Regions from separate parts of the Mus musculus genome. Here all the other regions are linked to region 3. The links are chromatin loops, found by intact Hi-C in ENCODE. Cell type or tissue: left cerebral cortex. All regions are shown on one strand. Links, peaks and the distances in the headings refer to the core of each region. The heading gives the core; the rest is flanking DNA.

What was found. Peaks named below come from ENCODE experiments on the same cell type or tissue, not always from the same donor. Only the 100,000 strongest peaks of a DNase experiment are listed, where the experiment ranks them.
Region 1: a loop joins it to region 3, with 2.8 times the contacts of the local background. A loop is called at or near these places in 6 of 42 quality-filtered maps.
Region 2: a loop joins it to region 3, with 5 times the contacts of the local background. A loop is called at or near these places in 26 of 42 quality-filtered maps.
Region 4: it touches region 3 in a loop (7-fold over the local background); 4 of 42 quality-filtered maps call a loop at or near these places.
Region 5: it touches region 3 in a loop (6-fold over the local background); 7 of 42 quality-filtered maps call a loop at or near these places.
Region 6: it touches region 3 in a loop (3-fold over the local background); 3 of 42 quality-filtered maps call a loop at or near these places.
Region 7: a loop joins it to region 3, with 2.4 times the contacts of the local background. A loop is called at or near these places in 2 of 42 quality-filtered maps.

What each region holds. Positions count from the first base shown.
Region 1 is chr8:35,878,904-35,883,336 of GRCm38, forward strand. It overlaps 5430403N17Rik (RIKEN cDNA 5430403N17 gene), which reads right to left and starts at 4,054. Exons shown (of 3, transcript NR_046181.1): 1 at 3,950-4,054. In left cerebral cortex, for the core only: no CTCF peak of the experiment used is centred there; DNase peaks (open chromatin) are centred at 1,898 and 4,034.
Region 2 is chr8:35,857,932-35,862,364 of GRCm38, forward strand. No RefSeq gene overlaps it. Among named protein-coding and RNA genes, the nearest start is that of 5430403N17Rik, 23 kb to the right of the region's middle. In left cerebral cortex, for the core only: a CTCF peak has its summit at 2,484 (motif pointing right); DNase peaks (open chromatin) are centred at 2,486, 3,465 and 3,845.
Region 3 is chr8:36,092,971-36,097,403 of GRCm38, forward strand. Prag1 (PEAK1 related kinase activating pseudokinase 1) reads left to right here and starts at 1,858. Exons shown (of 6, transcript NM_172911.3): 1 at 1,858-2,018. In left cerebral cortex, for the core only: a CTCF peak has its summit at 2,125; DNase peaks (open chromatin) are centred at 857, 1,246, 1,834, 2,675 and 1 more place; H3K4me3 peaks cover 3,083 bases; H3K27ac peaks cover 3,077 bases.
Region 4 is chr8:35,931,231-35,935,663 of GRCm38, forward strand. No RefSeq gene overlaps it. Among named protein-coding and RNA genes, the nearest start is that of 5430403N17Rik, 50 kb to the left of the region's middle. In left cerebral cortex, for the core only: no CTCF peak of the experiment used is centred there; DNase peaks (open chromatin) are centred at 2,477, 2,746, 3,058 and 3,290; H3K27ac peaks cover 1,746 bases.
Region 5 is chr8:36,017,593-36,022,025 of GRCm38, forward strand. No RefSeq gene overlaps it. Among named protein-coding and RNA genes, the nearest start is that of Gm39163, 47 kb to the right of the region's middle. In left cerebral cortex, for the core only: no CTCF peak of the experiment used is centred there; DNase peaks (open chromatin) are centred at 1,335, 1,959, 2,508, 3,407 and 1 more place; H3K27ac peaks cover 1,294 bases.
Region 6 is chr8:36,245,608-36,250,040 of GRCm38, forward strand. It overlaps Lonrf1 (LON peptidase N-terminal domain and ring finger 1), which reads right to left and starts at 3,752. Exons shown (of 12, transcript NM_001081150.2): 1 at 2,960-3,752. The coding sequence starts at 3,647. It overlaps Gm35712 (a long non-coding RNA gene), which reads left to right and starts at 2,299. Exons shown (of 4, transcript XR_870368.3): 1 at 2,299-2,452. In left cerebral cortex, for the core only: a CTCF peak has its summit at 2,371; DNase peaks (open chromatin) are centred at 640, 1,568, 2,151, 2,595 and 2 more places; H3K4me3 peaks cover 3,835 bases; H3K27ac peaks cover 3,548 bases.
Region 7 is chr8:35,733,427-35,737,859 of GRCm38, forward strand. The region is part of intron 4 of Gm35021 (a long non-coding RNA gene); the gene reads left to right. Among named protein-coding and RNA genes, the nearest start is that of Gm40492, 6.5 kb to the left of the region's middle. In left cerebral cortex, for the core only: a CTCF peak has its summit at 2,221; a DNase peak (open chromatin) is centred at 2,222.

The sequences.
Region 1 (4,433 bases), core at 309-4,308, 210 kb before region 3:
CAGATAGATTAAATAATTTATTGGAAAATAATTCTTTATGAAGTTATGTGGAAGGGCAAATAAATGCTAACTCTGGCAATTGGTGGGATGGTTTATATATGCTTGGCCCAGAGAGTAGCACTATTTGGAGGTGTAGCCTTGTTGGAATAGGTGTGTCACTGTGGGTGTGGGTTTTAAGACCCCCATCCTAGCTGCCTGAAAGCCAATATTCTGCTAGCAGCCTTCAGATGAAGATGTAGAACTCTCAGTTCTGCCTGCACCATGCCTACCTGGATGTTGCCATGTTCCCACCTTGATGATAATGGACTGAACCTCTGAACCTGTAAGCCAGCCTCGATTAAATGTTGTCCTTTATAAGAGTTGCATTGGTCATGGTGTCTGTTTACAGCAGTAAAACCCTAACTAAGACAATTGGTAAATTGACTATCATAGCTAATGGTCTGGAAGCCTTCGGGTTCTAGAGGCAGAATGGCCATATCTGAGGAGCTGCTTATAGGCTGTTGAATGATACACAATGCTGTCTTCCACTATAATATTGAAATTGACAATTTAAAAAAATTATTTATTTACTTTACATCTCTAGCAAAACTTCCTCTCTTCTCTCCTTCCAGTCTTTCCTCTCCCCCCCGCCCCCTCCGTGCCCTCTCCTCCTCCTCAGAAAAGGTGAGGCCTCCCATGGATATTGACCCTCCTCAGAATATCAAGTTGCAGTAGGACCGGGCAAATCTATCATGGCCATTAGGGGAAAGGGACACAAAAGCAGTAAACAGAGTCAGAGACAGCCCCTGCTCCTGACATTAGGCGTGTCACAGGAAGACCAGACCGAGATACACAAATGTTACATCTGTGCCCAAGGGCCTAGGTCTCTCCCATGCATGCTCTTGATTGGAGGTTCATTATCTGTGGGCTCCTATGGGCCCTTCTTAGTTGACTCTGTCAGTTTTCTTTAGTGTAATTGACCCCTCTGGCTTCCTCCATCTTTCCTTCCACTCTTCCATAGGATTCCTCAAGTTCCACCCAGTGTTTGGCTGTGGGTCTCTGCATCTGTTTCCATTAGCTGCTGGGTAAAGCTTCCTGACTGCAAGTATAGAAGAATATCATTAATGGTGTCGTGAGTGGACTCTCATGGGATGGCTCTCAAGCTGGGCCAATCTATGGTTGGCCATGTTTTCAATTTCTGCTTTATCTTTACTCTTGGATACCTTATAACCAGTACAAATTGTGGGTAGAAGATTTTTGTGGCTGGGTTAGTGTCCCAGATCCTCCATTGGAAGTCTTTCCTGTATTACAGGAGGTGGCTGTTTCAGGCTCCATATCCCCCACTGCTAGGAGTCTTAGCTAGGGTCACTCTTGTAGATTTCTGGGAGTTTCCATTGTCTTAGGTTTCTAGCTCATCCCAGGGATTCCTCCAACACCCTCCCCCCATTCCTCCTCTCTCTCTCCTCCCTACACGTAATCCTTCCTGTTTCCCTCCCCACCCAGTCCCCTCCATCCATCCATCCATCCCATGTTGAAATTAACCTTATTAAAACCTACTGACAAGAGAATGGTGAGGATACTAACCTACGTCTTTTATTTTCATGACATGAAATGCCAAAGTATGCTTTGAAAAACACTGTGTTCATAAGTTCTTATGTAAATGTCTAGACTGTAATGCCAAAGGTAAGCTTCCAAGACTCCACAAACAAGATGCAGGGTACGAAGGACAGACATGCCACCGGAGATCTGGCTTTGCTGTGTTGAAGGATTCAGGCTTAGGGAAGATGTCTTGGTAGCTCTGGATCTCATCTAAGTGATGACAAGATACACTTCGTGCCAAGATTCTACCGGAAGCATGTAAGAAGAGCATCACAAAGTGGCATTGACAAATCGGGCCGTCACGTAGGAAGAGGCAGCTCAGAATTCTAAGTCAGTGTGACACCTGAGTGTGCCCACTGCTATGCTCACATTCAAGTGGAGAAAGGGCTGGGTGGTGGGTGGCTCAGAAGAGTGGGATTTCTCGCTTTGGGAAGAGGACTGTCATAGTTACTGCCCTATTGCTGTGAAGAGACACCATGACGAAGGCAACTCTTAGAAAAGGAATCATTCAATTAGGGACTAGCTTACAGTTTCAGAGGTGTAGTCCTGTTATCATCATGGCAGCACACATGATGCTGGAGTAGTAGGCTGAGTGCTACATCCTGATCCATAGGCAGAGAGAGAGAGAGAGAGAGAGAGAGAGAGAGAGAGAGAGAGAGAGAACCACACCTTCTAATTCTCAAATAATACCACTGGTGATAACAGTACAAATACATGAGCTTATATTGGGGGGGGGGTGCTATTCTCATTCAAAGTACCAGAAAGACTGTGGAGAAGTCCCCTCCATGTTGCACATATTTTATTATTTGAAGACAGAACCCATTGGGGCTCTGTTATAGAGCTCTGTAACCTTCATCTTTCCTTTCTGGAGATGGTACCCTTTTTGAGAAAGCAAATATGAAGGGCTAAGACAGAAGGATATGAGGAAAGGGAGTTAGGGAACCTCAAAAAAGTGTAGATACTAAGCCCTTGATCCTTGCATTCATCAACCAAATCAACCAAATCAAAATTCCTGAGTGGATGGAGTCCTTGCCTAGCATGTGTGTGGTTCCAGGGTTTATTTCTCATTGCCCAAACTATTTACAACATTTCACACCTCTCTGTATTTTTCAATACCACACTACTGTTTGCTTCCAGCTGATGGCTTTCTCGGGTCTCCTTCATATCCAGGTTCTACTTATGAGTCTGGATGGAGAAGGAAGACATTGGTTTTGTCTACATATTGTGGGGGTGGGGAGAGAGGGAAGTTTCACTTGAGTATCATTTGGGGAGGAGGTGATATCAGATGTAGTGGCATTGCCTCATGGAACTTTCTCCACCTCACTGGAACCAGCACGGTGTGAATGGCCACCCATTAAAAGCTAGAGGAGGGACTGACCCCAGAGTGGAACTGTAAGGGAATCAGACCAGCACTGCCACACCCTCTCCTATTCCCCCAGGAAGATGTGGGAGGAAAAACCTGAACACAAAGGGTTGTGTGCACATCTGGGAGTTGGAAGGATGCTGGCTAGAGGCGGGGTGGAAGGAAGGTGAGGCAGCTGTGACTCACTCTGAAAGAATGGGGGTGTTGGAGCTTATACATTGTCAAGGACTAGAAAACGAACTCAGATGACCTTAGATTTAGCTAATGGGAACATTGATTTCCTTTATGAAATTCAGCCAAATACATTTAACTTCTACTTCAACATTGCCAGCAAGTATTTTTCAGTTCTTATCGTAAAGTCCGTTTTTCTTCCCCACTGGGTCACTGTTTGATTTCATACCCTAGGACATATTTTACATACCAAAGCAGACCTGGTGTCCATGTTCTCCCAGCATCCCTCAGTCCCTACATGGCATGCCCTGCTCCCAACCCGGAACTTTTCAGCCCAGTGACTGGGCTGCCCTTCTGTCAGAGGCTCTTCCCTATGTAATCCAGACATTTTGGTCTCTCCTTTCTCTCCTTCTCTTTCTCTGAGTTTTCTCTTCCCCCTCTGCTCTCTTTCCCTTTCCATGGTGACTTTTATGGCCTCAGTCATTGGGGCCAGTGAACACACCTGACAGCAGCTTTGCAATAAACCTGTGTTTGTGTATATATATATATATACACACACACACATCTAAATCTGACTTTAATTGGCTAATTTCACCAAAGGAGAAATAGCATGTCACTCGCCTTTGGAGTTTTTTAGCTGCCCCTTTAAAAAAACTTCATCCAGTGATAATGTCTTAATTCAACAAGGTACCCAGCTGTTAATTATACTGCTCATAAACATGTCTTCCTTTCCTTTTCAGAGAAATGAAGGGAAAATGATGACCATCCTCCTTCTAGAGTCAGCCTTATAGCACAGCTGTGTGCATTCCCCCTCGGGCCACCTGCCCCCAGGCTTACCTGTCCACCCAGCATTCAGCGAAGCCCAGTGTTACCATTGTCAGCAGCAGAAAGTTGGAAGAACTAACTCAGTTAACAACACAAAGGGAAAGCAGATTCTTTGTTAGCTCTCCTGGCTGTGTTGCATCATAATTACAGTTTTATGCAGCCTCCGAATTCTTTTTATTCCCCTTAGGCGACGACGGCGTGGAAAGCAAACGTTTCTTTCTTTTTTCTTTTCTTTTTTTTTTTTTTTTAATGTTTCAGTGTTAATACGTGTACAGACCCTGTGAGCTGACAATTATTAGCAAATAAAGAATAGTTTATTATCTAACCTAGTTATTGTGGTCATATTTCATATCACAACAGGACAGTTTCACTGTCCTTCTTCCAAGGAGGCTGTAGGGGAAAAAAAAAACCCACATCTCGGTAGTTTGAGAGATGGGATGCAGTGAGCGTCCCTGGCTGCCTGCCATTTCCCTTCTCCTGCTCCCATCCACCCCCC
Region 2 (4,433 bases), core at 286-4,285, 230 kb before region 3:
CTAGGCTGGATGTCCTGGGTTTTATAAAAAAGCAGGCTGAGAAACCCATAGAGAGAAAGCTAATAAGCAGCACCCTTCCATGGCCTCTGCATTCAGGTTCCTGCCCTGCTTGACGGCCTTCTCCGACTTCCTTTTGTGATAGACCATGAGAGTTCAAGTGTAAGACAGATAAACCCTTTGCCCTACAACTTGCTTTTGGTCACAGTGTGTGTCATCACAGCAATAGCAACCGGAAGGCAGAAGTTGGGATCAGCATAGTGGGATAATGTGAGACACCTGGCCATGTTGCTTAGGGGGGGATTGTGGAAGGATTTTTGAAACTTTGGGCTAGAGAAGCCCAGAGTATTGAGATCTCCGTGGGATGTTCTATAGGATCTTGGAAGATAAGAGTGTTGAAAGCAGTGCAGATGATGGAGGCCTGGCTTGTGACGTTTCAGAGGGAAGCAAAGATTCTACCAGGCCTTATGTGTTAAGAATCTGTGGTTCTGGTCAGATGAAGCTGAAGAATTCTCTGTGATTAACAAAAGACCAAAACCACTAAAGACAAACCTTTACTTTGCTGGGACAGTGGATGCTGGTAGGCTGGGGCCAAAGAATCAGCCATGATTAGGAAGAGGCCAGCATCGTTGAGGTGAAATCTGGGAAGTGTGTCCTTAGAGTCATCACATGCCAGCTGTATTCAGAGGCAGCCAAGGTTCTGCCTTGTACTGACAGCCAAGTTTGGGCATGGATGAGAGTCACCCCGGTGGTACTGGGTAGTCATGAGGGGGCCACAGAGAACAGGTGAGGCTTGCTTGGCACTGAGTCCAGGAGAGGCCATTGGTGAAAGTGCAGCCTCAGTGGCAGGCGAAAGCCTAGGAATGAAGAGACCATGAAGAAAAGTTGAAGCGTTGCAACATTAAGAAAGTCCAGGAGAGGCTGTTGGTTGCAGTAGAAGACCCCAGCATTTTGGAGATGCCAGTATCATGGGATGACCACCAAGAAGAGCAGCCATGGGTCCTGGCCAAGCTTACAAGATAAGCCATGTGTGCTACAGAGGGCAGAGCTGAAGAAGTGACCCAAGGCCCTGGGAGAAGCCCAGGATGTTGTGAGTGAATCCCAGATACTGCACATTGAATTATTTATACTGTTGGAGTACGGCTTAGCTTTGCTTAGATTGTGACTGTGTGCTATTTTTTCCCTCTTGAAGTAAGAAAGTATTTAGCTTATTTTATAGGAGTCCACAGTTAAGAGACTGTTCTTAGACAAGATTTTAGATTTAAAAGTGACCTTGGGGAGCTGGAGAGATGGCTCAGTGGTTAAGAGCACTGACTGCTCTTCCAGAGGTCCAGAGTTCAATTCCCAGCAACCACATGGTGGTTTACAATCACCTGTACTGGGATCTGATGCCTTCTTCTGATGTGTCTGAAGACAGCTACAATGTACTCATATAAATAAAAGTTTTATATATATATATATGTGTGTGTGTGTGTGTGTGTGTGTGTGTGTGTGTATGTATAAAGGAGACATTGAATTTTACAGAGATAGCTCTTAAAGTGTTTGAATTGGTAAAGACTGTGAAAATTTAAGTTTGTAACATGTTTTATGTTCGTGATGTTTATCTATCTGAGATCTTGGGGATGAACCACAAAATGGAAGGGTTGTGTCTTAAAAGCATTGTGTGTCAATTGACAAAGGGCCAATTGTGTTGCCTAATTTTATGTCAACTTGACACAGATGAGCGTCACCTGAGAGGAGGAAACCCCAGTTGGAAAAAACGCCTCCATCAGATCAGCCTGTAGAGCAAGTTCTTAATGACTGATGTGGAAGGACCCAGTCCATTGTGGGTGGTACCTTCCCTAGGCAGGCGGTCCTGAGTTCTATGAGAAAGCAGGCTGAGCAAGCCCTGGGGAGAGAGCCAGTAAGCAGTCCCCCTTCATGTCCGCTCCATCAGCTCCTGCCTCCGTGTTCCAGCCCTACCTGACTTCCTGACTTCCTCTAGTGATGCGGAAGTGTAAGCCAAATTAACCCGTTCCTGCCCAGGTTGCTTTTAGTCGTGTTGTTCCATCGTTGCATTAGTGACCCTAACTGAGACACCACCTAAACACACCTTGCATCAACAGTAACTGGGTTATAGATGGCTCTAGAACATGTGACAGGAAAGCGGGAGTGAGGCGTTGCTCAGCATTACCCGGTGGATGCCTGTGCAGTTCTGTTACTGGCTTTAGGTGAAAGGTATTATCGCTTACATCTCAGGACCCAAGCTGTTTGTGGCCACCGGGCAATAGAGGGTTTGTGAGGTTTCGTGGAGAGTCCGACCGGGCTAGATGCTTAACCTTAGACTCCGGGTCCGCTCAGCTTCCCTGGTATCCTTTTGGGCTTTCTGACCTGTCTTCATCACTATCATCAAGTAAGTTTCGGTTGCCTTCTTCAACCTACTACTTCCTGTAAGGCCCACAAGGGCTTTTTATGAAATTCCTTGGTGGTGTTATTCTTTCATCTGCCAGCAGGTGTCAGCACATCTCAGGGAGTAAAATACCCTGTACCTGGCTGGGTACCTGTTCTTTTGTTAACTAAATTTGGGTGGAAAGAGGTGGGAAATCGTGAAGAAAATTATCACAGCACCAGCATCAGAGTGCCCGGGCTGCTGTTAAGAGGCAGCTTCGTCTCCTCAAATCCTTTCAGAGCTTGAGATATGTATACCAGGGACAACTGTCATTTTGGCTGCTGAAATAATTCATACTCAGGACCATAGGTTATTTACATGTAAAAATGAGGATGGCTGTATAAGTACCTCACAGAAGGAAGTGTGAGGAAGCAGACTTACAAAAGTCAGCCATGTACCTCAAAGCACAGAGCGGTAGGTGCTTTGCTGGGGCGACAGGTCACTTAATAATTAGCATTTTGATTGACTGCCATGAATGGAGCTGGTCAGTTAGGGTCCAAGAAGATACATAGAGGAAACCCTTGCTAGGTTATAGGAAGTCCTCCCACCCCCACCCCCACCCCCTGCCCCTGCCCCAGGTTCCTCTGAGAAAAGACTCCTTTGGAGCGTCCTGGGACAATCTTTACTGGGGTGACCCAAAATACAGACAGAAGCTGGAGAACCAGCAGAAGTTTGTAATGGTTTGTTCCCTACAATATATGTCTTGCTTTGGAGAGAGAGGAAGGAGGGGAGAGAAGGAGTAGGAGGAAGATGAGAAGGGATGGAAGGGGATGAAGAGAGGAAAGGGGAAGGAGAGGAGAGAGCTCTTTCAAAGGTGTCTGTTGGGGTTAGGGCAGTGGGATGTAATTTCCAGTAGAGGCAGGGGATCTGAAAGCCTCAGGTCTGTTCTGCCCCGCCCCCTCTTCAAGGATAGAGCTTGCTCACTGTTCTCTTCTACTGTTCTTGCTAGTGGGGGCATCGCTCCAGTCTCTGCCTCATGCCTGTTGGATCTTCCGCTGCCTCCTTCTTTTAAGGACAATGTGACAACATCCAGGGCATACCCAGGTAATCCAGTATAGTATGACCTTCATTTCCCAAGATCCTTTGCATAATGATCCCAACAAAGATGTTCTCGCACAGGTTTCACAGAATAGGACAGGGTGACTTTGGCAACTGTTGTTCAGCTCCAACAATGGGAACTGGAGGTTTTGATTTATTGCTAGACCTGGAACCAAAGGACAAGGAGGGAAATCACCTGAGAGATTCTGCCAGCATCTCTCCTTCTCTGCCAAACGGGGCATGTTCAGAGCCTTGCAAGAATCTTTTCAGCTCAGCAAGCATGGGATGGGAGAAGCATTGGAGATACGAAAGCCACTGCCATGGAACATGAAGCCTTCCAAAGAGGTGCACAAGATCTGCAAAACTGGAGAAGCATTTATGGCAGAGAACTGCAGTTACGGCAAAGATCCCTTGCAACTGCTTCATTCTGCCATGAGCAGAAAGCAGCTGCAGACAGCATGCGTGCCATGCCGTGGCTGTGGCTCCTCTCCAGCACAATTTCCCTGCATCACTTGCTAAGAAGGGTTTAAACCCATGCTGGCACCTCGGGGGGCAGGGGGGTGGGGGGGGAACAAACATCCCCCAAACTCTGAAAGAGCTATTATTTCCAATAAGTGCATCAAAAATGAATGTGCTATGGAACACAGATAAAAGGAAGCCTTGAACCATTGGGGCTGGGATCTAGTTACACTTATTTGTGTAGGAATGCTTTATCTACACATATGTGCAGAAGAGGCTGTCAGATGTCCCGGGACTGGAGTTATGGATGGCTGTGAGCAACTGTGTGGGTGTTGGGAATCAAACCCAGGTCCTCCACAAAAACAGTGCATGCTCTTAACCGCAGAGCCATCTCTCTAGCTCCTAATGATGGATTCCCTTGGAGAAGCAGATGTCAAGATGGAACTCTGTGTGTGCTAGAAAGACTGGAGGAAACGGTGCAGGAGAAAATGCTCTGATGTAGCTGTGACGC
Region 3 (4,433 bases), core at 227-4,226:
TTGCTTCTTTATTGTGTTCTTTGGGTTCTTTGTGCATTAAGGATAAATTGGGTAAAGAGAGTAAAAAGTGTGGAAGTGTCTCTTATGTGCTTGGCATGGCCTTTATTTATCCTGGGAAGTGTCTATGCCCCCTGGAGAGGACTGAAAGATGTGGGGAGCTGAATGCTGAGAGCCATGAATGATCCAAAATCCCCATGAGAGGGCCCAGTGTCACTGAACTGAAAGCCCCTCTTGGGTCCGGATTGTGTTTGTCCAGTGCAAACCATTTTGTACCTGTCTGCTTGTTGGCACTTTCCCCTCTGGTGTCTTCATAAGTAGACTGGACCCCTCAGGAGAATGTAATGCTGCTGGCGCCGTTCCACCAGAGTTTTCCTTATGTACTTGTTGAAATGATTGACTGGTAGGGCAATGTGGTGGACTCTCGGTGGAATCAGGCAGCTCTTGGTTCCCATCTCAACACTACCACTTTTCACCTGAGGAGCCCTGGCAAAGGATAGGACCCTTCTGGACCTGTGTTATGCTGTGTCAAATGTGCTAACCCTGCCCTGTGACGTTGCCTGGCACGTAGTAGGTTCTTCATGAATGTTAGTACGACTCCTATTCACCTTCCTATCAGTCTTTCCGTACTTAAATGGGTAATGAGGGACATTGAATGATAAGTAAATTCTCCTTATGGTCCCTTTGCACTCCTTACATAGAAGCCACACATATCCAAAACATGTCTTCTTCCTCTTTCATATTCTATATAGCGCTGCCAGTGTTAACACCACATAAAGGCGAAGAGGGGGAGGGTCTGAGTGGTGCCTTCCTTCTCTCCGTGGAATCATCCTGATTAAGGATGTAACACCGCGCTGCCTCTGTAAAGCAAAGGGAAGCAACCAGATGTGTTGAGGGGGGGGTGCGGGGGAGGATTCCGTTTTCACTCAGGCTTGGCCCTGAGCAGTAACTTCAGTGCCTGGCTTCTTAGGGAACACCCAGGGCAAGGTGCAAGTCTGTCCTACTCAGGCAGCTGGAGGAAGGGAGGCGACTGGCTGGCCCTCTCCTGAGAGTTAAAAAAGATTTTTCGCCCGAGGAACAATATCTTGAACTCCTTGTATCTCAGCCAGTGACTCACGCACTGGAAGCGGTGTAAACACAGGTGGAGGACCTGGGTGCCCCAGCATGATTGAAGGCCGGTCCTCCAGGCCAACATTTGCATTCCACTGTTAAAACACTAAAGTTCAAAGAGATGTGCTGAGCCATTTGCTAGAGGCCTGGACATGAGGAGCTGAGCAGGACCTGAAATCTCTCAGCCAGCCCTGCTCCAGCCGGCTTGTGGTTCTCCTAGGATAACAGTACGTGGCAGTGAAGGCGCTCACGCCTCTTTCAGAGCCCACCGCCCTAGATCTTATTATTGTACTCCGGATCCCCTCTCTTCCATGTTTCGTTCTTTTGCTCCCTCCCTACCAGGGTCTCCTAGGGTCGGCTGGGTGGAGGGATGAGAATGCATTTACTCCGACAGACACACCTATCTGTGCATTGTGGTTAAGGAAAGCTGGGAGCACCAGAGATCTTCCAAGCAGAACTGCGCTGAGCTGGGATTGAGCTGGGGACGCTCTGGGGGGCTCAGCTCCAGGTCTAGGGGCGCCAAGGCTCGGGCTGGGGGCGGAGCCTCGCTGTGGCGAGCGAGGGGGCGGGGCGCGGTGCGGAGTTCCTAGGGACCTGGGCAGGGGCGATCGCCCGCCCTCCTGGACTGGGGACGAGCAGAGTGGCGGGACGCGCAGGCCCGGTGGAGACGCGGGGCAGCGGCAAGGACTGCGGGGGTGCGGCGGGAGCGGAGCGGGCGGCGTCACCCGAGGCGGAGGGGGCGGAGCCGCGATCGCAGCTGCCACCCGGCCGCCGGGCCCAGGCAGAAGTCAGCCGCCCGCGGCTGGGCAAGCACTCCGCGCAGACACGCTAAAGACAATGCTCCGAGGCGTCCGGCGGGGCAACGGACTGCTGGGTCACCGACGGCGAGGCTGCGAGACCGCAGACCCCAGGTGAGCCCACCACTCTCTCTCCAGATCCCGCCGCTTTTTGTCTGACGAACGTGGCGGCCCAGGGGCTTTCGCAGAGTCGCTGCGGTGGCCCGGCGGGCCAGCCCCTGCTGGCGTCCCCAGGGGTGACAGGCTACCGATCCGGAGCGCGTGGAGAGTCCGGACCTCGTGCTCAGGGTTGTGCCCTCGGTGCAGGTTCCGAGACGGGAAAGCTGGGGAGTCGGAGGGGTATTTTCAATTCTTTTGAGAAACGCTCGCTTTGAAACTGGGAAACTTTTCCTTGGAGTTCCGGGAAGGGTGATCGACTGCTGTAATGGTTTTACTGGTCTTGCTGGTCTGGCTGCTCTGTTTTGTGTGTTGGGAACTGCTCCTTTTGCAGTGAGTATTGTCAAAGGAGCAGAGGGGCAGAGGCCGTTCGGGCTGCTCCGGCCAGACCCGGAGGTGACGAATTGGGGGTCCAGGGAAGCCACCTTTAGGCTGCAGCTGATCTCTGAAGGAAGGTGCTATCTGTTTGATGAACCTTGGTGATCATTCCATACCTGGAGCTAGCTCCCAACCTTTGCTTGTGATGTCCCCTCTGCAGCCGGGCGCACACACCCACATGCACCCACATGCACACGCAAGCACGCTTACCCTTGGAAAATAGAATCTCTGCTTGTGTGTGAGTCCTGGGAATGCGAATGGAGGCGGCTGAGCAATTCTCAGCCCACAGCGCTCGCTCACTGTGTCTGTTCTCCCAGGTAAAGCTCAACCATGGTTTTGCAGAGCCTATTGTAGAGCCCAAAGGTCTAAGGCTGAGGAGTTTTGCAACGGATTCAGTTCAGACTCAGGTTGGAAAGGCTTAACTGATCACAGTTCTCAACTCTACCTTACAGCCCCTTCTGAGGAGATTTGACAGGAGGCCCCAGAGAAAGCAAGTTGGCTTTCCTAGGGTCCCTCAGAACTTTGCTCCCCTTATTGGATCAGACTGCAGGCTTCAAGTCCACACTCCTCCTACTATGATTGCTCAGAAAGTAGAAAATAAAAAGATATGTAGATACCATTATATACCCTCAGTGCTGGGGCTGGGGTGAGGTGGGGTGTTAGGGTAGTCATGTCCTGCTTTCTCCCTAGACCACGCTGGCTAATGGAATATAATGCATTAATCTATATACTTTCCATACATACTATACCTTTGGGGGGTTGCATTATTATTTTTTTTTTGTAAAATACAAGAAGCAATATTATTTAGATGGAAAATTGTGGAATTCTATCAAGTAAGGCATGAGCAAATTTGGGTGCAAATAAGAGGGGTTTTGACCTGAATACTTAGGATCTGGCCACCCTGATTCTTCGGATTCTTTTTGAGATGGGGGTGGGAGTGTATCTGACAGCTCAGCCTTGTAAATCGTAGCGCCCCGAAGTTTGCAGAGGCAAAGCTCTGTTATTGTGACTTGGATCACAAAGAAGGCTGCGGATCTTTTCCTGATCTTACACTTGCAGCCTCTCACTGAGAAATGGGATCATTTGCATAATTCTGCACCTACCCTCTGAGGTAGGCATGTGAGAAGGTGCCATTCCCAGGCTGTGCAGAGCTGGCACTACCCAGGGCTCTCTCTACTCCTGCTCTGAGAGTCATTTGCATAGTTCATCATCTTTTCCCTGAAAGCAAACAGGAGACAGTTCCAGGCCTAGAAGGGCTGCTCTAGCTCCAAAGACAAGCTGGGAATGTCTGTTTGCAGAGCCTAAGGAGCCAGTTTTAACAGGACACAATGAGTCAGTGACAGTGGGCAGCCCGGGGTTTCCTTTGTTACTCATATTCAGCGACTTCTCTTAAAGATACTCTGTGTTTCTGGGCAGTTGTGTGACCCATGTGGTGGTCAGCCTGCAGGAAAATGTCAGAGTTGTGGAAGAGAGCAAAGGAGTGCCCGTGAGTGAGTGAGTGCTCTCAAGGTAGCTTCTGGCAGTACAGTACAATAATCAAGAGCCTACTGAACTCCCCAGGCTGTCAGAAGCTGATGGCAAAAAAAAAAAAAAAAAAAAAAAAAAAAAGGAAAAAAAAAACCACACACAAAAACAAACAAAAAAAATGGAAAGGAGGGAGGAGCCTTACAAAGTGGGGTGTCTGGGTGTTCTGGATTGCCTGTTAAAGAGGAAATGAGATGAGGCCACCCCAAATTTGACCTGTGTGACTGTGTGCAGCAACCTCTGAGGAAGCCATTGGATGTCATCCCCACAGCTCCCCCAGCCTGCCCTGGAGCTAGCTTCCCAGGAGCCCCACACAGCTGTCTCCCCAAAGCCCACTGAGGGTCACTGGAGTCTTGCCTACAGTAGACATGGGCCCGCAACGTGGCTTTGCTGTGACCTGGAAGGTCTAGTCAGGCTTCCCATACAAATCTGGCCCTTAGAATGGCAAACTCAACTTCTCTGAAGACTAAA
Region 4 (4,433 bases), core at 332-4,331, 160 kb before region 3:
TGGAAGGCAGAGGCAGGTGAATTTCTGAGTTCGAGGCCAGCCTGGTCTACAGAATGAGTTCCAGGACAGCCAAGGCTACACAGAGAAACCCTGTCTTGAAAAAACAAGACAAAACAAAACAAAACAAAACAACAAAAAACAAAACAACAAAAAACAAAAAACAAAAAAACAAACCTCCTCCTAGGAGATTGTGTCAAGCTGACATTAAAACTAACTAGAACAAGACTTTACAACTAATTTCATTTTAAAATAGTCTAACAGGGCTCGTCATTATCTTCCTTTTCCATCCTTTTATATTTTCATCTGTTTCAGGGAATTCTTAAAGGCTGATCATTCCCTTTCTTTCAACCGACATTTTCAACCAGTTGGGAAGTCATATAATATACGCGAAGATCCTGTTCTTCTTATCCCAACACCACTCTCCTATTTGCCCTTATCATCTCCCCTTTGAACTATTGCTGCTTACATTATACTGTATGCCAGGCTCTATCCTGGGAACTTAGGATATAAATAGTGACAAGATACACAGAAACCTCTGTCTTAAGTTTAATTCCAAGTGGATGGGAAAAGCCAATAATGAAAACATAACTAATACCTGAATTACACACACACACACACACACACACACACACACACACACACACACACACACAATCTCCATGTTACTGTGACCAAAATAACTAACAAAACTTTGAGTGGGAAAAGCACCATTTTAAGAGTGTCAATTTTTAAGCCAAGAAAAGGCTACTGAGTCAAATAGTATACACAATAGTGACCAGGAAGCAGAGAATAGGGTTTAGGCAAGATTTAGCTAAGGGTATGGCCCCAGTGACCTGCTTCCTTCAGCTAAATGTTGTCTCCTAATTTCCCTACCTTCCAATAGTGCCATCTTATTATAAATCCATCTAAACAGTTATTGGTCCTCTAAGTCAGAGTCCTCAGGATCCAATCATCTCTGGAAACACCCTCACAGACACAACCAGAGGTGGATTTCCCTCATCTCCTAGGCATGTATCAATTTGATCAGGTTGATGGTCATGGACAATTATCGATCTCAAATCATGGATGTTGGCAGAGACTATGATTTCGAACATGAGGGCTAGAATATACCTCTCGTTGAGAAGATAACACTCACAGAGGCACAGACACTTAGAACCGACCCCATGTCTTAGGAGGTTGAGGTGTGACAATCACCAATTCCAAGTTGCTGGTTTGCAGGTGCATTCAAGAAACATCAAGGAGAGAGAGAGAGAGAGAGAGAGAGAGAGAGAGAGAGAGAGAGAGAGAGAGAGAGAGAAGTTTCTGACGAGATAGCTTGACCCTGTCACCTGTCACTCTTTGCTTACAGCTCTCACACCAGGATCAGCTCCCTATCCCTACCCACTTTAGCCACAGTCCATTCATTTGGTACAGGAAGTCTTTCTTTCTACGATGTAGCCTATCTAGCTATCTTTCCATTGGCCTACGGGTGCTGCCCAGCAACCTACTGGATAATGGTTGTGCATCTTTGATAACGCTGGTTTAGTATTTATCTGTCTTTCTTGGACCATGCCCTGTTTCTTCTGACACCCCTTTCTCTGCTGATTGGCTCAGTGTCTAGTCTACCTTCGGTCTCTTCTCGAAGGTGAAGTAAATGTCTTCTATGCATGCCCAACTTCTCCCTCAGACGCTAGTCTAACCATCTTCAGACCATGCCCACCTGTGTCAACCTCTTCCTCCCACTTCAGGATTATCATGATAGTAAGATAATCAGTGTTGGTTGCTCCCATTGAAAAACCTAGGCTGTGTCTGCATAAATCTAAATTAAGTCCGGTGCCGGGTCCTCAGGTCTCCCCACTATAGCAATTAATATTGGAAAGTCAAATGAGGTTGGTGAGACTGGTAGCTACAGACCCTCTCAGTCTTTCTTCAGGTTTTCTGTAGATCTTCAGGTAATCCAGGCCCCATGCACACCTGCCGCCTCATGTTCTCTGAGGATTCTCATCTGTTTCACAGCCTTTTCTCTCCAGAACATAAGAAAACAGGAGCCCAAACTGGCCACAATGGTGCAAATCTGTAATCCCGGCATTGGGAGGCCTAGACAGGAGAACTGGCTTGTGCTTGTGGCCAGCCAGCAATACAGTATGACCTTGTCAAAGCACACCAGCATTTCATTAGGGGGATGCAGTTGACTGCCCTGTGCCAGGAGGTGACCAACGGACGAATGTCCTCGTGGTTAATGTAATGCCAGGTTTCCTTAGAGGACAAAGACTGATAGAAACAGATGGGGCCATTTTGTAAGCTTTCTATTCAAAGAAAATCAGAGAGAGAGAAGAGGCAGGGGGCTGAGAGGCGTATGCTAACAGAATGGAGCAGGTGTAAGAATTATGAAATAGCCTCTCAGAAGTAGAATTGCCCCCACAATGGAATAAAGCACCCCCCCATGCTGCATTACATTATCTGCTTAGCTGTCACATCAGGGGATCTGGGACCACAGCCAGGTGTAGCCAGGCACAGCCTGGGCAGCTGAACCATGCCAAGATAATTTGCTGAAAGACAATGGCATCCCAGCCAGCCAGTCCTGTGCCTGTGCTTAGGAGAGCCACAGTACTGTGCTACATCAGATTCAGCTTGGCAACCTCACGTTCTTCTGAGGGGCAAAGGGTGGGGGAGAGCCAGGGGAGAGGAGCTGCCAGGCGCAGTGGGCTGGGCTTTAAAACATCTCAAACGCCCGTGCCTTTCTATGTCTTTGGTAAATTTCCTTTCATTAGTGTTGTTAAACCTCAGACAGCCTGGAATCGTCTCCTTTCCAACTCAGCCATCTGTTCCCCTCTTGTCGACGATTGTGACCACACATTAAATAAGAAAAAGGCTTACTGTCAGAAAAAGGGTTTTCTTTAAAAAAAATACAATGGGGGAGAAAATACATGGAAATGAGCTTTTCAGAGGTGATCAATAGCAAGAGGTGGGGCTTTCTGAAGCAGGACCCAGGAACGTGCATTGGGAATTTCTTAGTGAATAGATAGAATAGTAAGCTTTTTGGCCAGCGTATTACGACACAGTAAATATGTATGGTTAAACTTCTTTTCTATACAAGGGACGGGGCTGGATGCTGCGCTGTTGTCTAAATATGAGGTGTCCCCCCAATTGCATTGTGGGTTGAACATTTGGTCTCAGTGCAAAGCTTAGAGATGGAGCTTTGGAGATGTGTTTGGACCATGGGGTTCCTGTCTTAATCAGTCCACTGATGGACTCACAGTTTGATCCCATTATTGGGAGGTGGTAGAAGCTAGGAATTGGAGGATAACAGTCACTGGAAGAATTCCACTGAAGGATCGATCTTATGCCCGCCCACACTGTTCTTCACTCTCTGCTTCCTGCTGGCTATAGAATAAGATTTGCTGTACCGTGTTCCCAGGGTGATGTTCTAGCTCCTAGCAGCAGTGGATCTAGCCACGGGCTGACACCTCCAAACCCTGGGCTAAAATGAGCCTTCCCTTCCTTCTTTGTTAGGAATAATCCTTAAATTTGTTAAAAGGTTCAGATTTTCTTTTATTTTTATGTGTATGCATGTGCTTGTTTGAGTTCTTATTGACCAAGCGTGTGCAAGTATATGGGGAGGGCACTGGATCCCCTAGGACTGGAGTCACAGGCAGTTGTAAATTGTCATGCGGGTGCTGGGAACTCTACCTCAGTCCTTTGCAAGAGCAGTTAGCACTCTTAAGTACCGAGACACCTCCTCAGCCCATGTTTCCAATAATTCTTTATAGTATGAAAAACATAACCAAAGAATTAAAAAATATTTAAGAATAGTGACTAGAGTCAGAGAAAGAAAATTATGAATCTACAGAGACAATAACTCATAAAATGGAAGGCATGGGACCACTGTAGCCTGGGAGTTCCAGAATCATTGTGAAAAAAAGGTCAATTTGAGGACTGGGGGATGAAAGGAGGGAAAGCCACATTAATAAGATCACAATGACCCACTGAGTGCAAACAACTGCCAAGTTCTTTCACATCCAGCTGGATCCCTTCCATGGTCTGGGCATCCTTCACCCCACAAACCAATTCAGTAAATCAATCTGCACATTTCACCTCAGCATAGAACTCACATTAGCTTTCTTTAACTTCTTTCTTCTTATAACGAAAGAGAATTTTTGTACAATTGCAACCATTAGCTGCATCTTGGACCAAGACTCTTAAGACCAGCCATTGTCTTCATGTGTCCCAGGTTCTAGTTGTCCTCTGTCTATCGTCTAGCTGGGTAACATTTTCCCTGTAGGAGGGCGTCCAGCTCTGAGCCTGGAATTCCAGATCTGAGAGATCCTGTGACCATGGTCTATCATTTTATGAGCACTCTTCTAATTATTAATGCAGCCTAATATTGCTTTAGTGCCCATGATGCACTGCAATAAGTAGCTAACTTGTGATATAACAACATAGTGAAGATGAGG
Region 5 (4,433 bases), core at 297-4,296, 75 kb before region 3:
TATAAAATTATATGGTTTTCAGACTCAGTTTACTTGCTTCATGTATATTTTAAAAAATAATCTGAGGTGAATAATTTATTTCTATAACAATATAAAGTATGCTTATACCTTTTAAAAAGGTTTATTTTTATTTTTTGAGTGGGTGTGTTTGTGTACGTATACATGCATGCATGCAATATTTTGAAGTACACAATTAATTATTGTCAAACAGTTTTCCCACTCTGCTTGGATGAGCAAACACAACAGTGGTTTCTACCTGTGTATTTGTTTCTCTTAGGCATTTATATTTTTAATAGTGTTGAGCATAATGTGTTAAAGAAGAGGGTCTAAGTCAAGGTGATATTATCCTCCCATAGGCGCTTGGCCTGGAGGCAGATTGGTTGTCAGAGCATAAGAAGGGAGGTGCTGCTGGGGAATGAGAGGCCATCACTATGTGCTCTGCCAGGAAGCACAGTGCAGCCTCCTCGACAAATAACTGAAAAGATCAACTGTGTCACAGTCAGGAACCCTGTGATGGACCCCAGCATGACTGAAAGCACGAGGCTAGAGAAATCCCCGGGCTGACGGTCTCAGTAGACGTCAGTGCTCTTCTGGAGGTCGGACTCTTGCTTGTGAAAGCTGGAAACACACCTCTTCCTAGACTTCTTGATCCGTGGAGAGACGCTTCAGTGACTTGAATGAAGGTGTGTCACCCGGTGGCTCCACAGTGGAAGCTTCTCCCTGCCCTGCCCTGCCCTGCCCTGCCCTGCCCACTCTCTACATGTGCATCTTTTCCCTCTTCTACTCTTTGACTACACATTTTCCATCCTGAGTCCTGTACCATCCCTCCTAAACCACCTTTATCTCATTCAGTATCACTCTCTTAAATACTAGTTACTGGGACTCACCAATAACCTCTATCTGCGAGATAGAGAACTCAAGACTGCTCCTTAATGCAGACAGCTTTAAATTAAGGAACTTTAATGGCAGGAGCTGATAACAACTGTGCCCACTCCCCTCCTCACCCCACCCCCAACATTCACAGAGAGATGCATATTTCCAAATGGCTGCCTCCTCTTTCCTGTGTGCCATTAGAAGAAACGCATAGCGTATCCCCTTTGAAGTCTTTTCATTACTAGGAGAAGGCAGAGGGGACTAGTTGGAGAAAGCATGAGAAAAGGAACATTCCTGAAAAGCAGTTTCTAGACAGATGACTTGATTTAGGGCCCTGATATGCCCTCTGCTTTTTGACAGTCTGAATTAATTCAGCAGAACAGAAACAAAGAGGGTTCTAAAATAGCGAATGGTGGCCAGGACTGGGGGTAATGCAATTTGCTTTGAACAATGTGCTTACTGTATATGAGTGTTTCAGATGATGACCGGAACACATACACAAAGATCTTTATTCTGTGGGGCCTGTTCTAATCTTAGAAACGGAGTAAACCTTGTGTTCTTGTCAGCATGGATTTTTGCTTCCTCCCTCCCTTGGAAAGACTCACTCCTTCCTGAGGTGTGGGTGCAGGACAGCACATCAGACAGTCACCAATACTCTGAGGCCGAGGTGGCCAAGACAGAGTCTATGCCGGAAACAATGGCAGTTCCCTCCTTTCCGTGGTCAGCACTGATTTGTAACTAAGGCCTGGTTCTGCTTTGAGCCCAAAGACGATCTCAGAAACCACACATCCCATTTGTTTCTCATCGCACCGTGGACTACAAGGAATCGTGGTCAGAGGGATTCCATGTTTGTTTTGTAATAGGTGATCCTGTTAGGCCAGGTTAGCTTCAAATTCATTAGGCAGAAGAGATTGACTTTTGAACTTCACGAATTTCCTGCTTCTATCTCCCAAGATCAGAGAGACATACCACCTTGCCTGATAAGAGAATTTTAAAGTCCTCTTTTCAGGCACACCACAGCCTAACAGATCACTGTCTGCAAAAAAGGGGAACACTAAGCAACCAAATGACTCTTACAGCACCAGAAGTTCCTGTACATCCTGACCAATGCCGCACTCAGTACGAACAGCTGTAGTAGATACAAAAGCATCTCCAGTAGCCTACCATATCGACACGTACATCCACCCGGAAGTTCAAATGTCCTACAGAGGGGACCAAGTTCAAAGGAAAGAAAGAAGCCACTGTGGCCTGGGTGGTACACTGCAGTTGTGCGGTGACTCATGAAAGTGACAGGCTAAGGACAATGCAGGCTGGCATTGAGGTCTGGAGGAAATGCTGGCCTTCCATGCCAAGTGTGGTGTGAAAGCATTGGTGGGTGCTCAGCAGGAGAGTAAGGTGATGTGGCTTCAGATTTAGAAGGTACCGAAGCGGTGGGAAAACATAGAACAGGATCTGACGCAGGCAGACCATCCACAGCTCACACGGAAATCCACTCGAGGTAGTGAGCAGAGCGGCTACCATTGTTGCACAGGGAGACAAGTTTGGCTGGGTGCAGCTCACAAGTCTTCCTGTTGGCGTGGGTAGAGGCAGGGGAGTGGTGACTGAAGGGTTCAGATTTGGAGCTTGAAGTACGGGATGGCTGGAGACGCCATATTCAGAAATGGTGAAAAGTAGACCTTTTTTTTGGCATTTGAGTGGGTGGAAGGTGTAGGAGTGGACATCATCTGCCTGCTCCACATGCTCTATACTAAATAGCTAAACAGAGTTAACTCTGTCACACAGTGGGCAGCAGCTTCTCTCACTGACTTTATATTTAGATGTGGAAAGAAAATTAGTCACCTTTACGACAGTTTTTTTTTTTTAAAACCATAACCAAGACTAAACCTTCTTAAATATGTTGGTGAGAAGTAGCATTTGGTCTTTCTTTCTTTTCCTTTCTCTCTCTCTCTCTCTCTCTCTCTCTCTCTCTCTCTCTCTCTCTCTCTCTCTCTCTCTCTCTCCCTCCCTCCCTCCCTCCCTCCCTCCCTCCCTTCCTTCCTTCCTTCCTTCCTAACAGCTTTGTGTGCAAAGAGTTCTCCATAAATGCACTTAGGTGGTAACAGTGTTGATCACTAACGAGGGCAAGGGGACCCTTCTCCTCTAGATAACATGAGAGTCGTTTGTGAATTCAACAGCTGCATGCCGTCTCCATCCATCCATCAATGGAGGATAAACTCCATGGAAGAGTGCCTTTCCTGCAGAGAGGAAAGGGGAGATAGGTGAGCTACGAACCACAAAGCCCTTAGGATTTCCTTCAGAACCATAGCCCAGATGAAAAGGTCATCCAAAAATACAAACAGATTCGGTGAAACGAATGAGTGAGTGAATGAATGAATGAATGAATGAATGAGCAAATAACTCACCTCACCTGGAAAGGCTGCTCTCTCCAGCTAAAAGGCAGAAGATGGGAAGCCTAGCAAGACAGAAAACCTGCCAACAACCACTGTTCTCCTCCTGACAAACACTGCAGGAAGACTGTAGCCCCATCCCACCCATGAGAAGGACTTGTATCTCCCTCGATTTCATGTTGAAACCCTGCTCTCCAATGAGATGGTGTCTTAGTCAGGGTTTCTATTCCTGCACAAAACATCATGACCAAGAAGCAAGTTGAGGAGAAAAGAGTTTATTTCGCTTGCACTTCCACATTGCTGTTCATTACCAAAGGAAGTCAGGACTGGAACTCAAAGCAGGTCAGGAAGCAGGAGCTGATGCAGAGGCCATGAAGGGATGTTCTTTACTGGCTTCCTTCCCCTGGCTTGCTCAGCCTGCTCTCTTATAGAATCCAAGACTACCAGCCTAGAAATGGTACCACCCACAATGGGCCCTCCCACTCTTGATCACCAATTGAGAAAATGCCTTACAGCTGGAGCTCATGGAGGCATTTCCTCAAGGGAGGCTCCTTTCTCTGTGACAACTCCAGCTTGTGTCAAGTTGACACAAAACCAGCCGGTACAGATGGTGTAGACAGTGGGTCCCCAGGAGGTAATTAGACTACATGAGCCCATGAAGACAGCACTTTTATAAATAGGACCAGTGCCTTTCCAAGAGGCCCAAAAGAACTTACCACTATACTAATATATGAGGACAAAAGAGACGATAATGGTCTGTAACCAGAGGAGAGCCCTTACCACTCCTTGGAGGGATGAAGAAGAAATCATGGTGTTTTTAGGTAAAGGAAAGCTAACATAGCTTATTACCAGAGAATCTCCTAAAAGAGTAACTGCACAAAGTCTCTAAACAGAAGTCTCAGTTAAATAAAGACCCCTGGAACATACAGTTAGAAGCACCAAGAAAAGCCAAGGGCTAATGTAATAGATTTCTCTTCTCCCTTTCAGTGTAGTAATTCGTGCTTGATGGTTAGGACTTAGAGCTTTACAGTGTCTGTAGACGCACTAGGGAAATATTTTGGACAGTAGCAAAAACAAGGGAAAGCAAGGGGCTCAGATGTCTGTCCCTCAGTCACACCAAGGAAGGAGGGATTCCAGCAGACGGTGCTTGTGTGCACAGGCATACAGCAGGAC
Region 6 (4,433 bases), core at 299-4,298, 150 kb after region 3:
TTAGAGGCCTCAACGTCCTTCTGCAGGGCCTCTGTAGGAACCATTAATACGTACAAACCTAATAATAAAAAGACAAAGTCTGGGCTGGTGAGATGGACAAAGGCATTTGCTGCCAAGCCATTCTTCCCAGGTCTGACATGGAAAGCTCTCTCTCATTCCCACAGTGTCCTCTGACTTCCATATGCACACCACAGCATGTATGTATGCATGAGCAAAACGGTAAATAAATGAAAAACATAAAAAACTAAAAAAAAAAAACCTTCCTTAAACAATTTAAATAAAAAATTGTACACAAACACACACACACACACACCACAAGCGCGCACGCACATACACTTTGACTTTTTTTTTTAAAGCCAGTTCAAATCGTCAACCACACCGTTCTGTCTTCATGTGGAGAGTGGAGAACACAGGAGAGAGGGGTCAGTGTAAAAAATCCAGAATAAAAAGACTCCATCCACTCCACAGTGGGATCCGTTCAAAAGACTCCAGTATAAAGACTCCATGCAGAAAAGACTTTTACATAAGCTCCTTGAATACTAAGAAGAAAGTTATGAAACATCTGAGAGTTAATACCAAAAGATCAATGGATTAAATGTTATCTAAATATATTCCAGTGCAACAGACCCTTATGTAATCGCAATGGGAATTCTGACGTTGGCAAGGGTTCCTGGGCTTTCTTTTTCTGCCGACAAGTTTAAGTTTGGTTGTGTGGGGGCCAACTGCAGACTAGATTTTTTTTTTCTAATAATATTTGTTTCATTCTAAGAAACATGAAAAAAATACAGCAAGGGCTTTTTTTTTTCATTACCAAAAAGGACGGTGTCATTAATAACTAGAGTTGAGCAGTGATACAAATGCCTTTCAAATGCTTCCATAGATAATAACTCACCAACTCCAAAAGAAAAAAAAAAAACCAAACCAAACCAAACCAAACCAAACCAACAAACAAAACTTAACCTTAACAAGCGGACAAACAGATTTCTGAGAGTGACTGCGTTGCTTGTTCGGAAGGTTAGGGATACAGAGCAGAACATTACATGTGCCAGGCAAGCACGCTACCCCGGAGCTATCCGCCTACTCTTATTAATGCCCATAAATTATGAACCACATACAATTGCCCTCTACCAACTCAAATATGTTTGGCTCTATAACTATTCTCCTTTTATCTCACACAAAGAATTCAAGGGAAAAATATTATCACTTTAGTATCGCTGAGATACACAATCAGGTGTAGAATTACTGGTTTTTGACAAGCCTACAAATAAGAAAAATAAAAACCTAATAACATAATAAAGTGAAAGGCAAGAAGAGACTTGCATCCAAGTCCTGAAAAGGGGGTGGTTCCACAGCTTGTAAGCAAATCTCACGTTTGGTCTGTGAAGCTTGGAAACAAAAGAATTCATCATTCCCAGCTTTTTCTGTTCAAGATGATATCCCGGTAGACCCTAGAATCTCAATACTGGGCACAGAAGGTTGGAAAGTGGAGGGTCTAAGCTGTCCAGACAAGCCACCACCCAAGTGACTGTTGGTAAGTCACCCGTCCAGTCTCTGCTTCCTCATTAAGGTCTGACCGCAGCCTGATACTGGATGACTGGTCAGTTGGCTCCAGCTCCCCCACTCAACTTTATTCACCCAGATATCCAGAGTCACCCCCAGCAGAACTGTGGACTCCAAAGTGTTCTGGGTTTGTCATCTTAGTTTATTACTGCTTGCTCATGAAGCTTCTGGGAGACAATGAAAACATGCCAGAAAGATATTCCTGAAGCTACTGTCACTTGCTCAGGATGACTAAAAGAGTCAAGATAATAATTTCAGTTACAAGATTATAACTTATCTAATACTTAAATCAGTTAAAAATTCCCAATGTCAATGATTTCATATAAGTAATTTCTCGTGGTAGGCAGCAGACATAAAGCATGGCCAACATCAGGTGACCAACTATGTATGATAAAGTTGACATTTGGGCCTGATCAGTCTTTCACATAGGCGGCTGTGAGCCTAGGAATGTTTAGTGACATCCTTGGAAGGGCCACCAGATGTCTGTACTGACAGGACTCCTAAAAGAGGTGGCCATTCGAAGATGTCTCTACGTGCTTTTCTAGATAAGGTCCCCTCCCCAGTCAGTAGAGAACAACCACATTCCAGGATCTAAAGAGGAACTCTCGGGTTTACTAAGTTTACATGGCCCTCTTCCCCCTACCCCCCAGCTTAAAAACCAACTTAAGCTCTAAGCAGGAGACGGGACCAAGCTGCTGTTTCTTGGATATGAAAATATAAACAAAAGACCTACAAAGCTTCCCCTCACAGGTCTACTGTGAGCAAGGCAAACTCCTCACACAGGCTACTTCTCTACCAACACCAGGGGTACAAGGGAGCAGCACAGAGGGCGGAGGAAGCAGGATATGAGACAGGCAGGTGGAGGAGGTTCCAGGAGCAAGAGATCCTGCAGGTAAGAAGAGGTGACCACCTCGGGGGCAGCCGGCCACCAACTCGGAGTTGGGCCGTCGCTGGGCCTCCCGATGCCGGTGCCCGCGCCGGGCTCCCGCCACGCCCACTGAACGTCACCCGTTACACAACGCCCCCCCACCCAGCTTATGCAATTCTGCCCTCCCGCGGCTTCTAATTGCCCCGGTGACTTTAGTGCACGACCAAGGTAGACACGGTATCCCCCGAGCTCCCGCCAAGCCCGGGGATGCTCGCCCCCACCCCGGCTGGGGCTCCCGGCCAGAGTACTGAGGGAAGCCTGCGGCCCCCACCCACCCCGCGCCCAAGCTCCGCGGCCCCAGGTCCCCGCTGGGCGCGCGCACGAGGGAACCTCGCATCCGCGCCCCTCCCCGCGCCGCGTCACTTGCAGCTCCCAGGCGATCCCCACCGTGACCGAAGCACCCCGGGGCGCCGCCCCCTCCCACACTCGTGATCCCCGCTCGCCCGGCCCCACACCGCAGCCCCGCATCACCTGCTCGCAGGGCGTCGCAGGCGGCGGCCAGGGCCTCCCGGTAGCGCCCTTCGTGCAGCAGTTCCCCGAGGCGGCCGGCCGCCCGCGCGCGCTCGCGCTGGCCCGGGAACCACTTCTCCGCCAGGTGGTTGAGCACGACGCTGGTTCGGAAGTCGGCGATGGCGGCGGCCAGGGGCGGCGGCCGCGGGGTCCCCTCCGAGGCGGCGGCGGCGGGTGGCAGGCGGTCCCGGCACAGGCGGCAGCGGGCGCGCAGCTCCCTCCGTAGGCAACGGCGGCAGTAGCTGTGGCCGCACGGCACGGTCACCGGCTCGCTTAGGAAGCCCCGGCAGCTCAGGCAGCTGAGCAGCCCGGCCGCGCCCGCCGCGGGTGCCGCGCTCCAGCGCAGCCCGTGGCGGAGCCGGTAGCTGAACACCAGGCAGTCCACTAGCGACCCGAGGCGCTCGGGCCTGGCCGGGGCCCCGCGGCGCAGCGCAGCCGCGAACGCCTCCAGCGCTCCCTTCAGGTGGCCGCCCAGCGCCAGCAGCTCTCCGCGGCGGAGCAGAAGCTCCCAGCGCCCCGACTCCGCGCCCGCGCGCTCCAACCGCTCGCCGCCGCCGCCCACTTCCCACGGCCCGTTCCGGCTCCGCGGTCCGCCGGACGCCTCCCGATTCCCGCCCGGGGACGCCCTCGCCACGGCCGGAGAAGACATGGCCCGCACAGGGCTGCTCTGCCGCCGCCGCCCGCCGCCACGGTCCGGGAACCTCCGGGGCGCGCGGCTCCGCACGCGGCCGGCGAGCAGGGGGGCGTGGCGCGCGGACATGGCGGGGCGGCGCGCGCCCGGGGAGCCCCTGGGGGCGGGGCCTACAGAGGAGGGGCGAGGCTTAGCGAGGCGGAGCGGGGCGGGCCTTGGCTTCTGCGCCCGGCCTCCCGACATGCGGCCGGCCTCCTAGTTCACCAGAGCTGGCCGGCTGGTCCCGCCCTTTCTGAGCCCCTCCTGGAGAGGGACGTGAGATCAGATGATCCCCAGCGGGGATCTAATTGGCTTCTCTGACGAGGAGGGCTTGGCTCGTGACTGAACAAAGCCCGAAGTCTCCTGGGCGGCCTTCGAGCTGACACCTCTTGTAACCGAGGTCCATCCCCAGGCCTATAACTTGGGCGCTGTGCAGTTCGTATGTGCACCAGCAGTGCTGTGACCCCAAACCTGCAGCACCTGAGTAGGTACTCCGACTCCTCCTGGCCATAGAAAGGAAACTTTGGGTGGGTCTAGATGCCCTGGGTTACGGCCGGCCAGAACAGGCAAAGGGATTGTGAATGCACGGTGTGATTACTTTGAGACTTAAAACTGAAATCTGCCAACTTTATACACACACACATTCCACGTCCAGAGACCACTTCCTTTGGTTAGTGCTGACTTGTGATAAAGTTTATTAAGAGTTCAAACGAAGAAATGAACTGTCCAAAAGAAGCCCGATACTTTGTGAGTGACCTTTAAATT
Region 7 (4,433 bases), core at 249-4,248, 360 kb before region 3:
GCCCCAGCACATGGGACCTTTGGCTTTACAATAACCTGCTTTTGCTGTGCTGATCTAGTCACAGGAGAGCTGGAACCCCTGCAAAATAGCATTGAGCCCTTCATGAGAGTTCTGTCCCAGGGCTTAGCTGCTTCCATCTCAGCACTACCGCACTAGGGACAACTTTCCTGTCTAGGAATTTCTTCAGCACACAACATATAATAGAAATAGAAGGGGTCCCAGCTATTATCATAAGCAGCAGCAGAGGATGACCTGTGAGAACCCTAGCTGGTTAAAGACCCCCCCTCCACACACACACTCTACACCCTGACCCTCCCTCTATGGGATACAACAAGATTTGACTGGAAACGGAGTCGGGAATAGGCTGTGTTTAATAGCCTGCAGTGGCGTTTAAAGATAGAATAATCCGGTTATTCTAGCAAAATTCTATTCTCTGTTGGAGCTGACTGTAGAACTGAGACATCTCTAGGAGGAGGTGGAGGTAGCATCTCTGGGTGCAAAGGTGACCCTAGTGACATCCTAGCAACTGGAAATTGACAGAAACGCCCAGGTACAAACTGCCTTGTGGCACCATTTTGGCAGTAGAGTGCTTGCTTCCCCACACTGCTTCAGAAGAAGGGAAACTGAGTCACCAACTTGTTTGGGAACCTTTTGGCCAGGCTTGGTTTGCCACACCCACTTCTGGTTTGACAGCTCTCTTCTGATTGGTCCTTTTGTATATTTCATTTGCATTCCCCCCTCCCCCCAACCGCAGCCAACCAGGGCCCTCCAGGTTCTTTATCACTGGATACATCCTACAGGGTTTTATGCTTTTCAGGCTCCCAGCCGAGTCTGCCTCTCATCCCGCTCCTAGTTCTGATCAGGAGCCTGGCTCCAGGATGCTCACTGGAGAAAGAAGACTGAGACCCATTGGAGACAGAGCTCCTAGGAAACTCACTCCAGCTTCTGCTTCTTCTGCTCCAAGAGATATAGTTTTTGCTTCAAAACCTATGGTTCTTGCCTTGGCCTTCAAGGCCTGCTGCTTCCACTGTAAGCAAGCAAGGGACACCGACTTCAGCCTTCGAGACCTGAGAGACAGGAGGACTTCTCCTCCTGCTGTACTTGTTGGTGATCTGCTGTCTCCAGATTGCTTTACCAGGGACTGTTCTAGGTAGACATCTCGACATTCTGCAAGACGGTAGAGCTGCAATGCGTGCTGGCACTCTCTTGGTGGAACCTTGAGAATGTATCAGGGCAACTGCTGGCATCTGGCTGCCGCTGAGGGTCTCCGTTTCTATCTTCCTGTTTGGGTTTCTATTTTCTCATTTGAATTGTTATTCCTGAGCGGCAAATGAAAGCTACCCTTTGTTTACCCTTTGCTCTCTGACCACCCTGTTCTTGGGAGGAAGGGAAAGGCAAGAGTTTAACAGAGAATGTTCGAACTAAAATCTTTTGGCTGGGGAGATAGCTTAGTGGGTAAATCACTTGCCATGCAAGTGTAAAGACTTGAGTTCAAGTCCCTAGAGCTGAACTTAAAACTATAAAACTGGGAACAGTAGCTCATGTCTGCAACCCTGATGTTCCCCTGGTGAGACATCAATATTCAATATTCCCAGGAGCTGAGACATTTAGCCACGAGCAGAATCTATGTCACATAGTACAGAAGGGAAGGTCTGACATCAAGGCTGTCCTCTAGCTTCTACTTGTGTGCAGGGTACACATAAACCTGCACTCATGTGTGTGTATACATGTGTGTATATATATATATGTATGTATATGTAATATATATATATACACATGTATATATTTTACACACACACATATATATATATTGTACACACATGTATCATACACCCACACACTAACATTTGAGATGTTCAGGGAAGATGACAGATTAGAAGTTTTATTGCCGAAGACACCAAAAGAAAACAGACAAAATAAGATGCAAGAGACAAGTGCTATAAAGGAACCTACTAAGCCCAGAGAGCTCTGCGGTGAACCCGGCACACACTCTTGAATTGGTGCCACGCCCTCTGAACCAAGCTTCCATAAAGAGAGCTCAGTAGAAGCTCTGCTCACAACTTACTCTGAAAACTACAGAATCGCAAAAAGGCAGGGTAGGGCATAGGGGTCTGAGGGAACCACCAGGGAAGGACTTAGAGCCTCCCCTCCCCCAAGCATCAGAGAGGCACAACCAAGGAGTCTACAGAGCCTGTGGACTCCCAGTCTTCTCTCTCACACCAGGGGGAGCCTTTGAGAGCCAGAGGGATCCGAACACTTCACTGTCCGAGTCAATGCAACAGTAGCAGAAAGTCATAAGTACTCTATTTCATATTTTGAATGTCAATCTTTTCTCATGATGGCTTGCTTTTGTTTGTAGGTTGCTCAGTTAGACCTTAGGATTTTCTCAGTGTGTTTCTTGACCTACCCTCCTATAGGAGGCTGCTTCTACTCTACTTTTCAGCACAGTATCCACTCTACTTTCTTCCTACACCTAACCTTAGTAACTAAAGTCTTAAGTATACATACACCATACTATCCTGGTTTGTTTAATCACTCAATAGTTATTTAAATCAAAAGGTCCCTGTTAATTGTCTAGTGTAACATTTGCACGATGAGAAGACTCAGAATCTGTGGGTATTTGGAACAGCGAACAGAGAAGACTAGGGAAGAACTTTCCTCATCATATCATAATTAAAACACTAAATATGTAGGACCAAGGAAATATTGAAAAGCAGCAAGCTATAGAGACCAAATCACAAATAAAGGCAGGCCCATCAGAAGAGTAGAAGATTTCTCAGAGTAAACTTTAAAGCTATGGAGTGGGACTAGGAAGATACGGTAGCTATCACTCATACTAGAAGGAGGAAAGAAACTTTCCATGATTAAAAATAGGCTGAAGGCATTCTTGACCACTAAGCTTTATAGGTGGTACTTAGAAGAACCCTTTGGAAGCCAGGTGTGGTGGTGCACGCCTTTAATCCCAGCACTTGAAAGGCAGAGGCAGGTGGATTTCTGAATTTGAGGCCAGCCTGTTCTACAAAGTGAGTTCCAGGACAGCCAGGGCTACACAGAGAAACCCTGTCTAGAAAAACAAAAAAAAAAAGAACCCTTTGGAGTGTGTAGATAAATAGATCTACCCATCAAGCTGCAGGAAAAAGTAAGCCACACTGGAGTCATGAGCACAAGAAAAGGAAAACAAACATTATGAAATAAGCTCAGTGGGAATCAATACTTGTCTTTAAATAATAACAGAATATTGAAGGTCTCAATTCCCCAGTCAAAAGACACAAACTAGTAGATTGGACAAAATGTCAGGGACATTTCTATTTGTTGCATTCAGGAAACATCCATCACCCCAGAAGACAGACACGACCTTAAGGAGAAAGAATGGTAGCAAACACGCAGAGACGTCAAACAGATGTCTCGGTTCTAATCCTAAACAGAATAGACAGCAACCCCAAATCAGTGAGAAAAAGTAAAGGCCACTTCATACTGACTGAGGGAGCAAGCCATGGGTAGGGACATTATGACCCTAAACATGTGTGGTCCAAACATGGGTGAAACTACTTTCATAATACATACTGGATGTAAAGTCACAGATTACTTCTAGAACAACCGTAGTGGGTGACTTTAGTTATAGGTCACATTATAGACCAGTACAACAAAGAATAAGGAGAAATATCTGAATGAAATGATATCCTAGATAAAATGGATTAAACAGACATTTCTGGAACCATTCACCCAGACACTGCAGAATATACATTTGTCTCAGAAGCCCATAAAACTTTCTCAAAAAGTTAGCATATAGTAGGGTATAGCACAAGGTTTAACAAATGTAGGAAAACTGAAATAATTCCTTGTGTTTTATATTATCACAATGGAATAAAAACTACAAACCAACAGCAACAAAGAAACTCTAGAACATATACAAACTAATGTAGATCAAACAACAAATGCTGTTGAATAACAAATGGGTTCTTGAAGAAATAAAAAGTTCCTAGAATCAAATGACAACAATTACCCAAGCCTACGGAACACAAAGAAAACAGTTCTAACCAGGGATTTTCTAGCCTTAAGTGTCTATATGAAGAAGTAAGAGAGAGCTCAAATAAATAACTTAATGATTCGTCCTTAGGGTCCTGAGGGGGGTGGGGGGGGTAGGGGGAGCACAAGCCAAACTGGAAGGCAGTATTTAGAAAGAAATGTAAGATCCAGAGGGGAGTGATGAGTGAAATGGAAATTAACAACAACAAAATACAAAGAATCAACGGAACACAGAGTTCCTTCTTCGAAAAGGTAAACAAGCTCCATCAACCTCGGGTAAGCTAACCAAGAGACATGGCGAGAAGGCTGAGGTTCCAGGAGAGGAGACTTAGCGGGAAGCCATAGTGACAGCTATCAGTGAAGCTCAGAGAGTCGCTAGAGCAGACCTTAAAGAAAATAGTCCGCTA